2 separate regions of the Mus musculus genome follow, and region 1 is linked to region 2. A link is a contact called in ENCODE Hi-C or POLR2A ChIA-PET data. All regions are on one chromosome and are shown on one strand. Each heading gives the region's core, a stretch centred on a gene start or an enhancer-like site at or near the end of the contact. The rest is flanking DNA. Distances are from core to core; before and after follow the strand shown.

The links. A loop is a pair of places that touch in the nucleus more often than their neighbours do. ChIA-PET counts read pairs that join two places held with the same protein, here RNA polymerase II (POLR2A).
Region 1: a map of T-helper 17 cell shows a loop between it and region 2 (2.7-fold over the local background). The contact joins the enhancer-like site here to the promoter of Cd38 in region 2. A Hi-C loop is called at or near these places in 1 of 37 maps with a recorded cell type or tissue (T-helper 17 cell). POLR2A ChIA-PET finds 5 or more read pairs at or near these places in 1 of 5 experiments (Patski).

What each region holds. Positions count from the first base shown.
Region 1 is chr5:43,946,503-43,952,296 of GRCm38, forward strand. No RefSeq gene overlaps it. Among named protein-coding and RNA genes, the nearest start is that of Fgfbp1, 32 kb to the right of the region's middle. Within about 2 kb of position 1,794, at least 1 of the 3 ENCODE cell types and tissues checked has a DNase peak (open chromatin) inside an H3K27ac peak, as active enhancers do.
Region 2 is chr5:43,865,030-43,870,963 of GRCm38, forward strand. It overlaps Cd38 (CD38 antigen), which reads left to right and starts at 3,780. Exons shown (of 8, transcript NM_007646.5): 1 at 3,780-4,091. The coding sequence starts at 3,847.

The DNA.
Region 1 (5,794 bases), core at 544-3,043, 79 kb after region 2:
GTCTCTGGTGATGCCAGCTCCCTTCTCTCAGCTTCATCAAAACTTCTGACTACCTTCAATCCCTCTTACCCAGAGCCCATGCCCAGCCCATCCAATTCTACTGTCACCAACTGCAAAATAGACCCTCAGTTCTAATCCTTTACTGTTCACCACTTGGTCCATCTGCCATCTCTCAAATAGATCACTAGCTAAAGGACTGCTGGGAATATGTCCTAAATAGCCTTCTCCCCAACCACCCCCACCACAGTGACCCCCTGTTTTCAGTTCATAGAGTGATCCTGTTAAGACAGGCCATTTTACCAGTGGCTGCCCATTACAGCAGCATGCTCAACAGTAATTATAACCATTGAGGACCTCCAGGTCATGTCCTACCTTGACATCGATGTTTTAAGTCTTCTACCTTTTCTCCTCTCTCGACTGCTTGCTTTCTAATTGTTCCAGCCTGAGACTCCTCACACTGAAGTGTAAATGGAGTCCTGAAACCTTATTTTAAAATACAGTTTGAGAGGCCTGTGAGGTGGCTGAGCAAGCGAAGGCACTGGCTGCACAACCCTGACTGCTCAAGTTCAATCTCCAGACCTCACCACCACCAAAAGGCAGAAGGAGACAACCAACTAGCACCCTCTCTCTCTCTCTCTCTCTCTCTCTCCCTCCCTCTCTCTCTCTCTCTCTCACTCACACACACACACACACACACACACACACACACACACACACACAATTTTAGATGCAACTTACTCTCACCTACACCACTCTTTGAATTCGCTCATAGCATGCTCTGCTTTTTTTCCTAACAGTTAATTTGCTACATAGCTGGTCGCTAGTCATTCATCATCTAACCTCCCCAATCCCGGAAACGTATGCCTCATGGTACAGCAACACCTTGGAGCCCTGTCTAGCTCCGTGTATTTGTTGACTGAAGGGTAAGTCAACGTGAAGGGACACAGTAGTCTCTTGAAAAGCTATGAAGGTAGGTTGGGCCTGGCAGTCGCCAGGGAGAAGGGACTTTCCTCATCCTATCCAACTCAGCTGTCAACTGATCTCTTAGGGGTTAAGAGAAAAAGAAATGCAGAGACTCCACTTCCTGGCCTGTCATTTTACTAATTGCTTAAAGTCACCCTCCCTTGATCTCTGGTTCCTCATTTGCAACTTGAAAGCAAAGCACAGGTTTCCAAGGAGATTAGAAAATAAGTTTGCACAGAAGCAGGGTCTGTCGTTTCTCAAAATCCCTGCCGATCTTAATTAATGTGGTATAACAGAGAGCCCACGGGTGCCCCCCTAGAGTGTGTCAGAGTCACATAAATAACCTGGCTCCAAGGAAGTACGAGGTGTAGGAAGGGGGTGGCTGTCTCCCACTTCTCCCAGTCTTCCCATATAAACTCTCCTTCCAATTACCTCTCATTTTCAGTCTTTGTAACTTAAGAGGCAAAATAATTTTTGTTAAAGCCAACCCCCTTAAAAATAATGATAAAAACCATCTCCCTCCCTACTTCTCTTAGGAATGTAGGTGGCTGCCTTTCTAGCCAGATGGGGCCTCGAAAGGAATGAGCTAGGGGAAATCTTGGCAGATCTGGGGTGCAGGTTCCCAGAGCTAGGGCTGAGAAAAGAAGGGACCCGCCCGGTTCCCGCCCAGTTCGCTGCAGAGGCACCTGCGGTGACTGGCCGAGACGGCGGCGGAGCTGATTGGCCCGGTGCACATGAGGCGACATCAGGCGGTGGGGCCGGCAGGGCAGGGCAAGGTAGCCTGCGGCACTACCGCTCACTCTGGACGTGCATTTGGCTCCATTCTCCCAGGTGTGCTTAGGCAAGACTGTGAATAACTCAGGCCCAGCTGCTGCCAAGTGGGTGACTAAGAGGACTGCGGGGAGGGGCGGAGAAAGTGAACTTAGAGTGAGAAAGAGTTCCTGTCGAGAGGTACCTGGCAATCTTCAAAGGGAGTTCCCCGACTCGGCAGAGTTAGACCCGCCAGGCACTGTATACAGCAGGCTCATAAGAGTTGCTTGCTGAAGCCGGCTTCCTCACCCATATCAAATGAGTGCTATTTTTAATTCCTAATGTATACAAAAGGAAACTGAAGCTTACAGATGTTACAAGCATCAGCAAGCCGCAACATCCGCCTATACCTCCCTCCCCCATTTACCTGGGCTGGAACAGAATCAATCACCTCTAGCCTCGCCTTTTTTTTTTTTTTTTTTTTTTTTTTTTTTGAGTAATATAAATTCAGCCGGTTGCACATCTGTAATCCCCTGGAATCCTGAGACCAAGTCAGGGTTGGGAGAATTAGAGGTTAGTCTGGGCTCTCTAGTTAAACCCTGTCTTAAAAATGAACAAACCACAAATAGAGCTATGAACCCTGTCTTCCTCCCAGATTTCCACAGGGACTTTCAAACAACTTCCTCCATTGTAGGCGGTGTCAGAACCGGCTGCGACCTCACTCTCTCGCTGGGAAAGCTCTTGTACTCCTTGCCTGCTGATCTTTTCACTGCTGAAGGCAGACACACTGGCGGTTCCCTCAGCCCATCACTACTTCATTTCTCCAGGCAGTGCAGCCCGAGAGGCTTCCTCATGCTGTGGTGGTGCTGAGGGAGCCCTCTCTGGGTTGTCTGCCTTGCCCTTTTCCTCCCTCTCTTCCCCTCCTTCCCCTCCCCCTCCTTACACAGTGGACACAGCGTGCCGGCATCATGACTCATTTTAGAAAGCTTTTGTTTCCATGAGCTCTGGCTATTCATATATACTAGAATTAAAACTATGACAGAAAAACCATCATCTGAGATGAGTAATAGACCTGGTCAGATGGCTTTGTTGGTGAAGTATGGGATTTAAGTTTGAGGCCCAGAACTTTCATTAGATAAAGCTGCTTGTGGTGGGTCTCAATTTATAACCCTGGTGCAGGGAAGGCAGGCACGGGTCTTAGTCTTTTCATTTCTAATTCATTTTCTGCCAGACATTTCCACTCTCTGATCATGGTTGGCAGGAAAGTTGTATAGGTTCTAGCCAAAAAGTGGAGCAAAGGCTCTGTCCTAAAACAGTGCTTCTTGACCTCCCTACTGCTGCCACCCTTTGATACAGTTACTCATGTGGTGATGACCCCGACCATAAAATTATTTCATGGCTACTTATAACTGTAATGTTGTGAATTTTATGAACCACAGTTTAAATATCTGACACGCAGGCTGTCAAAGAGGAGGAGAACCACTGCCCTAAAGCAAATGAAATGAAACCACTTTTTAAAAAGAATACTTTTTTCCCCTTATACCAATTTGCGTTCTTCCCTAGCTTGTTTCTTGGTTAGGATGATAAAACACTGACCAAAACCAACTGAGGGAAAGTAAGTTTATTTCCTCTTATTATCCCAGGTAATAGTCCTTTATGGGGGAAAGTCAGGGTAGAAACTTAAGACAGGAACTTAGAGGCAGGAACTGAAGCAAAGATCATGGAGGAACACTGCTTTCTGGCTTGTTTCCTCTGGCTAATCAGTTAATTTTCTTATATAGCTCAAGCCCACCTGTCTAGGTACAGAACTGCCCAAAATAGGCTACTTACTCCTGCATCAATTAGCAATTAAGATGGTCTCCCAGGCACTTGTCCACAAGCTATCTGATGGAAAAAATCCCTCAGCTGAGGTTCTCTCATTCCAGTTAACTCTAGTGTGTGTTACAATTACACAACAATATAATCAGAAAGTTGTAAAAAAAAAAAAAAGAAGAAAAAAGAAAAAAGAAAGAAAGAAAGAAAGAAAGAAAGAAAGAAAGAAAGAAAAGAGAAAGAAAGTTGTTATTACCTGCGAGCTGATATATCCAACGTTTGTAATTGTTACCATCTGCAAAGGACTACAGACTGGAGCTGGAATGTCCTGGACCTATTGTAACAGAATAATACCCTACCCCTAAGAGGTCCATATTTTTATCCTTGGAGTCTGTGAATATGCTTGCTTAACTGCCAAAGAGGTCACTTAGATGGAATTAAATTTAAGTGTCTTGACATGTGGAATAACATCTTGCATTTTAAGGTAAGCCCAGCCTTATCACATTTATCCATGAGAGGCCAGGGACTATTTCCTAGCTCTAATCAGATGACAATGTGACAAAAGAGAAAAAGGCAGAGGGAGGTGGTGGTGCTGGCTGGGAGGATGGGAAAAGAACCAGCCAGGAGCCATCTTTCTATGGGTAGAGAAGGCTAATTCAGAGACTTCCTCCTGGAGCCTACTAAAAGGAATACTGCCTTAGAGATGCTTAGCCTATTGAGATCTGTGTGACCTTTGACCCATGAGATAATACATGTGTATAGTTTTTAGCCACTAGGTTTGTGATGATTTGTTTCAGAGGCCATACAGGCCCAGCATCTTGCCCCACACCACCTGAGATGACCTCAGTCCACCAAGGGTTGCTTGTGAGGTCTAGGGGTTGGATCCCAAAAGAGTTGGTGCTCATTTTCCTCTCAGATGCCTTTTTTGAGCACCTCAAACCCCAGAATTTGTAGCATGAAACTACTTAGTTCAACCTATGTGAACCTCCCCTGGGTCTAACCTCAGAAGGGTAGGCCTGCTATTAATGTTCACATCCATAATCTTAAAGGTACCTAGGAGTATGGAGTGAATGGGTTTGGACAGAACCCGGGTGTGTACCCCAGAAGGGTCCTCAGTGTTGGGCCCTATTGCTGGCAAGGGGAAAGACAGGCTGCTACACAGATTTGAGCTGAGACAGAGAAGGTTGCAGAGGAAGAGACTCCCTCGATTGCTGGAAAAGCTGGGGTTCACTTTGGGGGTCCTTAGTCTTATTAATAAAAGAATTTAGAAATGGACTCAGAAGGAAGTTTGAGGACTATTTTGTTAAAGTTGAAATAAAGACAACAGAGCAGGCAGGTGTGACTCTCTGAAACTGCCTCGAAGTGGGAGATAAAAAGAGAAAGCTGTGCCTTTGGACCTAGGGTCCCAGAAAGGAGTCAGATCCAGTGGTGGAGACAAGCAATCGCCCCCAGGGTGGACTAGCAGCTTATGGCAGAAAGTGAGATGGCTTCAGAGAACAGTGAGAAATCCAAAGTGTCCAAGAAAACATGCGCAGACTTTGGGCCAGTATGTGAAGGAAAAGATAGAAAGAAAAATAAAGAAAAGGTTGCACTTTCTCAGTAAGGACTCAGAAACGTGCACAGGCTTAGTGGTGCTGCCCATAGAGAAGGGTTGTAATCGGCTACACAGAAGGAGAGGTTTCTGGGAAGGGTGAGTATATCATCTCATTAAGAGGGTAAATATTTCTCCCACCTCTTTAGCATAGCTTTAGGTGAGTCAGGCTTTCTGAGAGGTAGTCCCCTGACCAGGTGATTTGACAGACCCAGCTAAATTAACTCTTAAGAAGCAATAGAATCAATGCTCTAATCTTTGAAGTAAATCAGGATATTGTATCTTTACTCTAACCCAGAGATATTCTATTCTTTTGTTCAGGTAGCCTAAGGAAGGGCAGTTGTGTAAGGAACCAAACTGAAGCCATTTTGATTAAACTTCCATTTTGAATACAGGTCAAATAAAGTTTCAGTTCCTGAGGCCACCCTGGATAGCTGACATCCCACTGGGCTGAGAGACATACATGGATAACTGACATCCCCCTTGGCAAGTTGAGACATGAATGTTAGGCAAGTTGGCTCTGCCACAGTTGAATAACCCAACCAATGAGAACAGGATAAGTGTACCACAAAGATATGTTCCTAAGGATGTCCCCTATCTCTAAATTGTGGTTGGTTGAGGAATGTAACTGGAACTTGACACCACTGTCTATGGTTTTCAAGCTTAAAGGTTCTGTAA
Region 2 (5,934 bases), core at 2,530-5,029:
CCCATGCAGAAACCTTGATCCTGAACATCCAGTAGTGCAAGACAATACATTTCTTTTGCTTAAGACACCCAGTGTGTGTGATACTGTGCTATGGCATCTCCAACAGACTGGCTGACTGAGCTTAGACCTTTGTCCATTTTCTTTTGTTGTTGTTGTTTTGTTTTGTTTTTTGTTTTTGTCTAGGCAGTGGGTGTGGTTGCACAAACGGGGGTGGGGTTGGGGGTGGGGCGGGAGGGGGCGGGGTTCACTAACTGGCCTTTCTTTGAACTTTTAACCATTTAATGACACCCTGAAGACTTGTCTACTCCCCAGCCTGACTAGTAGTCTCCATCAGTGTTCCAAACAGTTCCTCACAGGAGTGTTCTCTTTCTACTTCATGAAAGAAGCAATCAGGAGACAACTTCCTTGTCAAAACCCCCACCCTTGCATATTCTCCACCTCTTTTTGTAAGGAGCTGGAGCTTCAGCCCACATCCCCACCGTGCCTCAGCTTCCTCTCCCCATCTCCTGCATTTGTCAAGTGTTACTGTGTGAGTCATCTTGTCAGCCTCCAAAAGTCCTGTGAGAAGTCTGGTCTCAGAACAGGATGCTGTTTCCTGACTCCCAGGCTATTGTTACTTTCTCATTGTTGAGGAAAAAATATCCAACGTGACAACTGAAAAGAAGGAAATTTCACTTTGGTTCAGGTTTTAGAGGATTTGGTCCATGGTCTCTTGGCTTCATGGTTTTTTTGTTTGTTTGTTTGTTTTGGTTTTTTTTGGTTTTTGTTTTTGGTTTTTCAAGACAGGGTTTCTCTGTGTAGCCCTGACTGTCCTAGAACTCACTTTGTAGACCAGGCTGGCCTCGAACTCAGAAATCCGCCTGCCTCTGCCTCCCGAGTGCTGGGATTAAAGGCATGCGCCACCACGCCCGGCAACTTCATGCTTTTGGTAGAGCATTATATGGCATAGAGGAATAGTTCACATCATGACCAACCAGAAGGCAGAGAACTGGACAGGAAGTTGTCAGGGATAGCACAGTACAGCATCAAAGACTTTTAACGAGTAACCCAAGTCCTCCATCTTGGCCCATCCTCCTAAATTCATAAACCTTCTAAAATAGTTCCCCAACCTGAGGTCCAAGAGTTCTAAAATCATGATCCTATAGAGAATTTTACATATCCACATCATAATGCCCAGCATCTTCCAATTGCATCCTTATTTCTCTGTTCCTTTTGACACTAAGCAAGCAAACAAACAAACAAACAAAATGGCTCCCTTTTTCAACACAACTGCACCCTAACTTACTAAGAGAACCTTCAAACCTTCTCTTGAACCTACCTGCTGGACTGTGTCCTTCTCATTCCCTGAAAATCTGAAAATGTTCCCTCTCGAGGACGGAAAGAAGCATTTAAGACTTTGCTGTTCTTGCAGAAAACTGGACTTAGGCCCTAGCATCCGCATCAGGCAGCTTACAGCCATTTACGACTTCAATTCTGAGGGACCTGATGCCCTACTTTGGCCCATATGGCCATCCCACATAAGAGCCTACACATACATGCACAAATAATATGTTGTTTTTTAAAATTAATTAATTAATTTTTTGTTAGTTAAGAACTTCTTTCTTTTTCATGAGTCACCCTTCCAAGTTTCCTTTGCTGGGATTTTCACACTTTTCTGACTCTTACGTCAAGAATGTTCCCCAAGGTTTTAAAACTTCTCCATTCCATCTGTTACATAGTCTTTCTGTGACATGACGACCCTCTTTACAAACTGTGCTGAAACTTCATGTGCCAGGTCATTTAAGGTCACTGATCTTAAACAGGTTAAAACAGAATTCTGTGCTGATAAAATGGCCTGACCTGTTCAGTCTTCTCTGCTGTCAGACCTGATGACCCCAGTTTAATGCCTTGGACACACATGGCAGAGAGAGAGAAAGGACCCCTCAAAGGTGTCCTTGGTCCTCCATTCATGTCCTGTGGCATATATTCACACACACACACACACACACACACACACACACACACACACACACAGAGAGAGAGAGAGAGAGAGAGAGAGAGAGAGAGAGAGAGAGAGAGAGAGAACCAAAGAACTGCAGGAACAAAAATGAAGGTCCAGTTAACAGGCCCAGCTCAAGGGGAGGCTCCAAGGCCTGACATTATTACTGATGCTATGGAGTGCTTACAAACAAGGGCCTAACATGACTGCCTTTCGAAAGGCCCAACAAGCAGCTGAATGAGTCCGATGCAGATATTTACACCCAATCAATGCACAGAAGCTGGTGACCCCTGTGGTTAAATTAGGGAAAAGCTAGAAGAAGCTGAGGAGGAGGGCAACCCTATAAGAACAGCAGTCTCAACTAACCTGGACCTTCGAGACCACTCAGACACTGAGCCACCAACCAGGCAGCACACACCAGCTGATATGAGGTCCCTAACACATATACAGCAGAAGAGTGCTGGGTCTGGACTCAGTCAGAGAAGATGCACCTAACCCTCTAGATACTTGGGGCCCCAGGGAGTGAGGAAGTCTGGTGGGGTGGGGGGTAGGGATAGGGGTGGGGACATCCTCTTGGAGAGGGGGTGGGGAGGAGGAGGTGAGGGAATGTACCAGGAGGGAGATGAAGTCTGGACTGTAAAAAAAGATTAAAGAATGTATTTTTAAAAAAGAAAAAGAAAACACAGGAAAAAAAAGAAAGAGAGGGAGAGAGGCACACAAAATGAATAAGCAAAATGACAGCAAACGTTTAAAAAAAAATGAAATGCACAGTCTAAAAAAGTCCTCCTGACATACGGAGCTGCAGAGACTTACTCTCCTGCTGCCTTCGGAAGGATTCTCTGTCATCCTGTAGTATAGCTGCAATGCTGCTTTCCCGCATCTTAAAACAGAACAAGGGGCTTTCCTGCCCCAGCTCTTGCATCCAGTACCCTCTGCCTGAAAAGTGTCCCGTGAAAATCCTGTGTCATGATCCATTCTGTGACAAGTCTCTGTTTAAGCAGAAGAGTGCGGGGTCTTCTTGGGAAGGAGAGCCAGGAAGAGCCTTTGTATTTGGGGTTCCCATGTGGGATGAAGTATTACTGCACATGAGATGGGTTGCGAGCATCCTATCAACTCTAAAATCCTACCTTTGTCAACCCCCTAGAGTAAGCAGCAATAACTTACATTTATTGAGTAATCGGTTGTTATGTCTTAGGGATTATGCTAAACACCTAGGAGGTATTAAGCCATCTAATCAAAGCAAGCTTTGATGTAATGAATGTGAGGCTCTGCTCACATCTATCTAGTTCAGAGAGGTAAGTTTATCTTAACAGCACTTTACCATCTGGGGCTGGGTTTGAACTGATACCTCCTGAGAAGAGGGGCAGAGTAAAGCTGAGACTTTAAAGATACTTGGGCAGGATTTTTATCAAAGCTCAGAAGTAGAGGTAAGCAGGCCATTCATTGCCAGGCATTTGGGTGAACAGAGAGAGAGAGGGAGGGAGGAGAGGGAGAGGGAGAATAATTTTACACACACACATACACACACACCTGAGCATAAGTAGCAAACATGTCAAGTGTCAAGGTTGTTGGTCAGGAGTATTCTGAAGCTGTTGTTTGTGTACCAGCAGAGGCTAAAGTGCTGTCTTCTCTTGGAGAGAGAGGTTCTGGTCAGTTTGCTCTGGAGTCTGGAAGTAAGCAGTTGGAGTGCCTGTTGACAACCCAAGAGCCTTATTAGTCCAGTCACCTCCGTGGAACTTTGGAGCAGGAGTAGGGGGTGGGAAAGGAAGCAGATAAAAGCAAGTGAAAAAAAGGAGGAGGGGCAGGCTCTGACCCAGTCAGCCCTGTGCTCTCTTCCTGCCTAGCCTGGGCCAGTCTTCGGGAGCCCAATGGCTAACTATGAATTTAGCCAGGTGTCTGGGGACAGACCTGGCTGCCGCCTCTCTAGGAAAGCCCAGATCGGTCTCGGAGTGGGTCTCCTGGTCCTGATCGCCTTGGTAGTAGGGATCGTGGTCATACTTCTGAGGCCGCGCTCACTCCTGGTGTGGACTGGAGAGCCTACCACGAAGCACTTTTCTGACATCTTCCTGGGACGCTGCCTCATCTACACTCAGATCCTCCGGCCGGAGATGAGGTGAGTTGGCTTCTGAGGCTCACTCTAGGCACAGTGCGCAGCGGGACACCGGGGAAGCAGGCTGTGACTCAGCTGGAGCTCTCGCGGCGGGGGGGAATCTTCCAGATTGTCCCAAACAAAGAATCTTGTGTTGTGGATCAGCTGGAAGCCGAAGGGCAGTGCTGAGCGGAAGGTCTCCTGTTCAAGTTACCAGAACACCGCCTGCACAATGCCTCCTCCGTTTTGGCAGTGTCTGTGATGGGGGCGCCGATCCTTGCTGAGCTCTGCAAAGATGCTCGCTTCCCACAGAGGGTCCTGAACTCTGAAGGAACCCTTAGGGCTATCTTTGGCCACAGCCATGCTTCTGGGACAAAGATTACTCTCAGGCACAGGAACTTCACATTGTCTTTTGGCTTGTGGTTTCCATCAGACACCGCCCCTGCCCAGAAAGTTAAGGTCACAGGCGACATTTAACTAGGTGGCTTGCTCAGCTTGCTGTGGGGGTGGAAGGGGCCAGGAGGATTTTTGTGAATTCAAGGTTAACAAGGGCTGCACAGCAACATTGTAAATTCCAGGACAAGCTTGGGTTACAAAGAGAGACCTGACTCAAAATAAGTTAATTAATTTTAATTAATTACAACACAAAGAAAACAAAAAACAAGCCCAAACAGCATCCTGGTCTTTTTTTTTTTTTGCACCTGATCATTAATAAAAACAAAACAAGACAGACTGTCAAAACTGAAATATTACTCATCAGGTAAGCGAAATCCACTTGGTGATCCTGTGTAGACCCTTGGGAACATCATCTTCATTGGTCAATAGAGTCAGCCCATAGAACCCCTTCCACCCACTACCTGCCCCAGAGGGAATGATTTATGTTGCTTCTCCCTGGCATCATTTTAACGTAGAACTGATTTCTGAAGTCAAACAGAAAGCCCAGCAGGCTGGGAAGGCACACGCAGAAACCCAACTTCACATTCTGTCTTCAGATGCACACACTTCCCGGGTGCTCGAATGCTCAGTGGTTTGGGTCCTGGTCTTACTTGAAAATGTTGGAGTATAAACACTCTCAGGGTCCTGATAAATATTTTGTTTACAGATGTTTAAATGATATTGGTTGTTCAGCCATTTTGATAGCTTGTAAATTTTCTGTGCTTAGCAAACCAGATGCATGGCACTGGCATGATGTGTGCTTAGCATTAACCATGTGGTGTAGACGGTAAGCACTTCTTCAACCTATCCACTCATGTGTATATGTGTGCATTCAGCAAGAATTAATTATTTGTGTTTATCAAATAATAATCAATCTAAAAATAACAGGATTAACTAATAAAAGTATATATATTTACTCTGTGTGTGTACATGTGTGTGTGTGTGTGCACACACGCTCGTAAGTGCGTGAGTGCCTGTTCCACAGTACACGTGCAGAAATCATGGAATTCAGTTCTTTGCTTCCACTCTGTAGCTTCTGGGAATCAAATTCAGATAATTAGAGGTTTGGAAGCAAGCATCCCTACCTGCTAGTCTGTATCATTTGCCTAACATATTACTATTGTGATGAGCATCTTTTCAGACATCTCACACACACACACACACACACACACACACACACACACACACACACACACTTTATATGAATAGATTAGTGGCAGGTACATCTCATGTGTCAGGCACTTATGTCAGGAGCTGAGGTGCAGCTCAGTGATAGAGCTCTGGCCTGGTTTACAAAGTGCCCTGGGTTCACCCTCAGCATCGCAGTAGAGGAATGAGTGGAACAGAATCAACCAGGACAGAAGGCAACGATACATAGACGGTTGCTATTGATATCTCCATTTTATAGATAAGAAAAGGGAGTCAAAAGCTG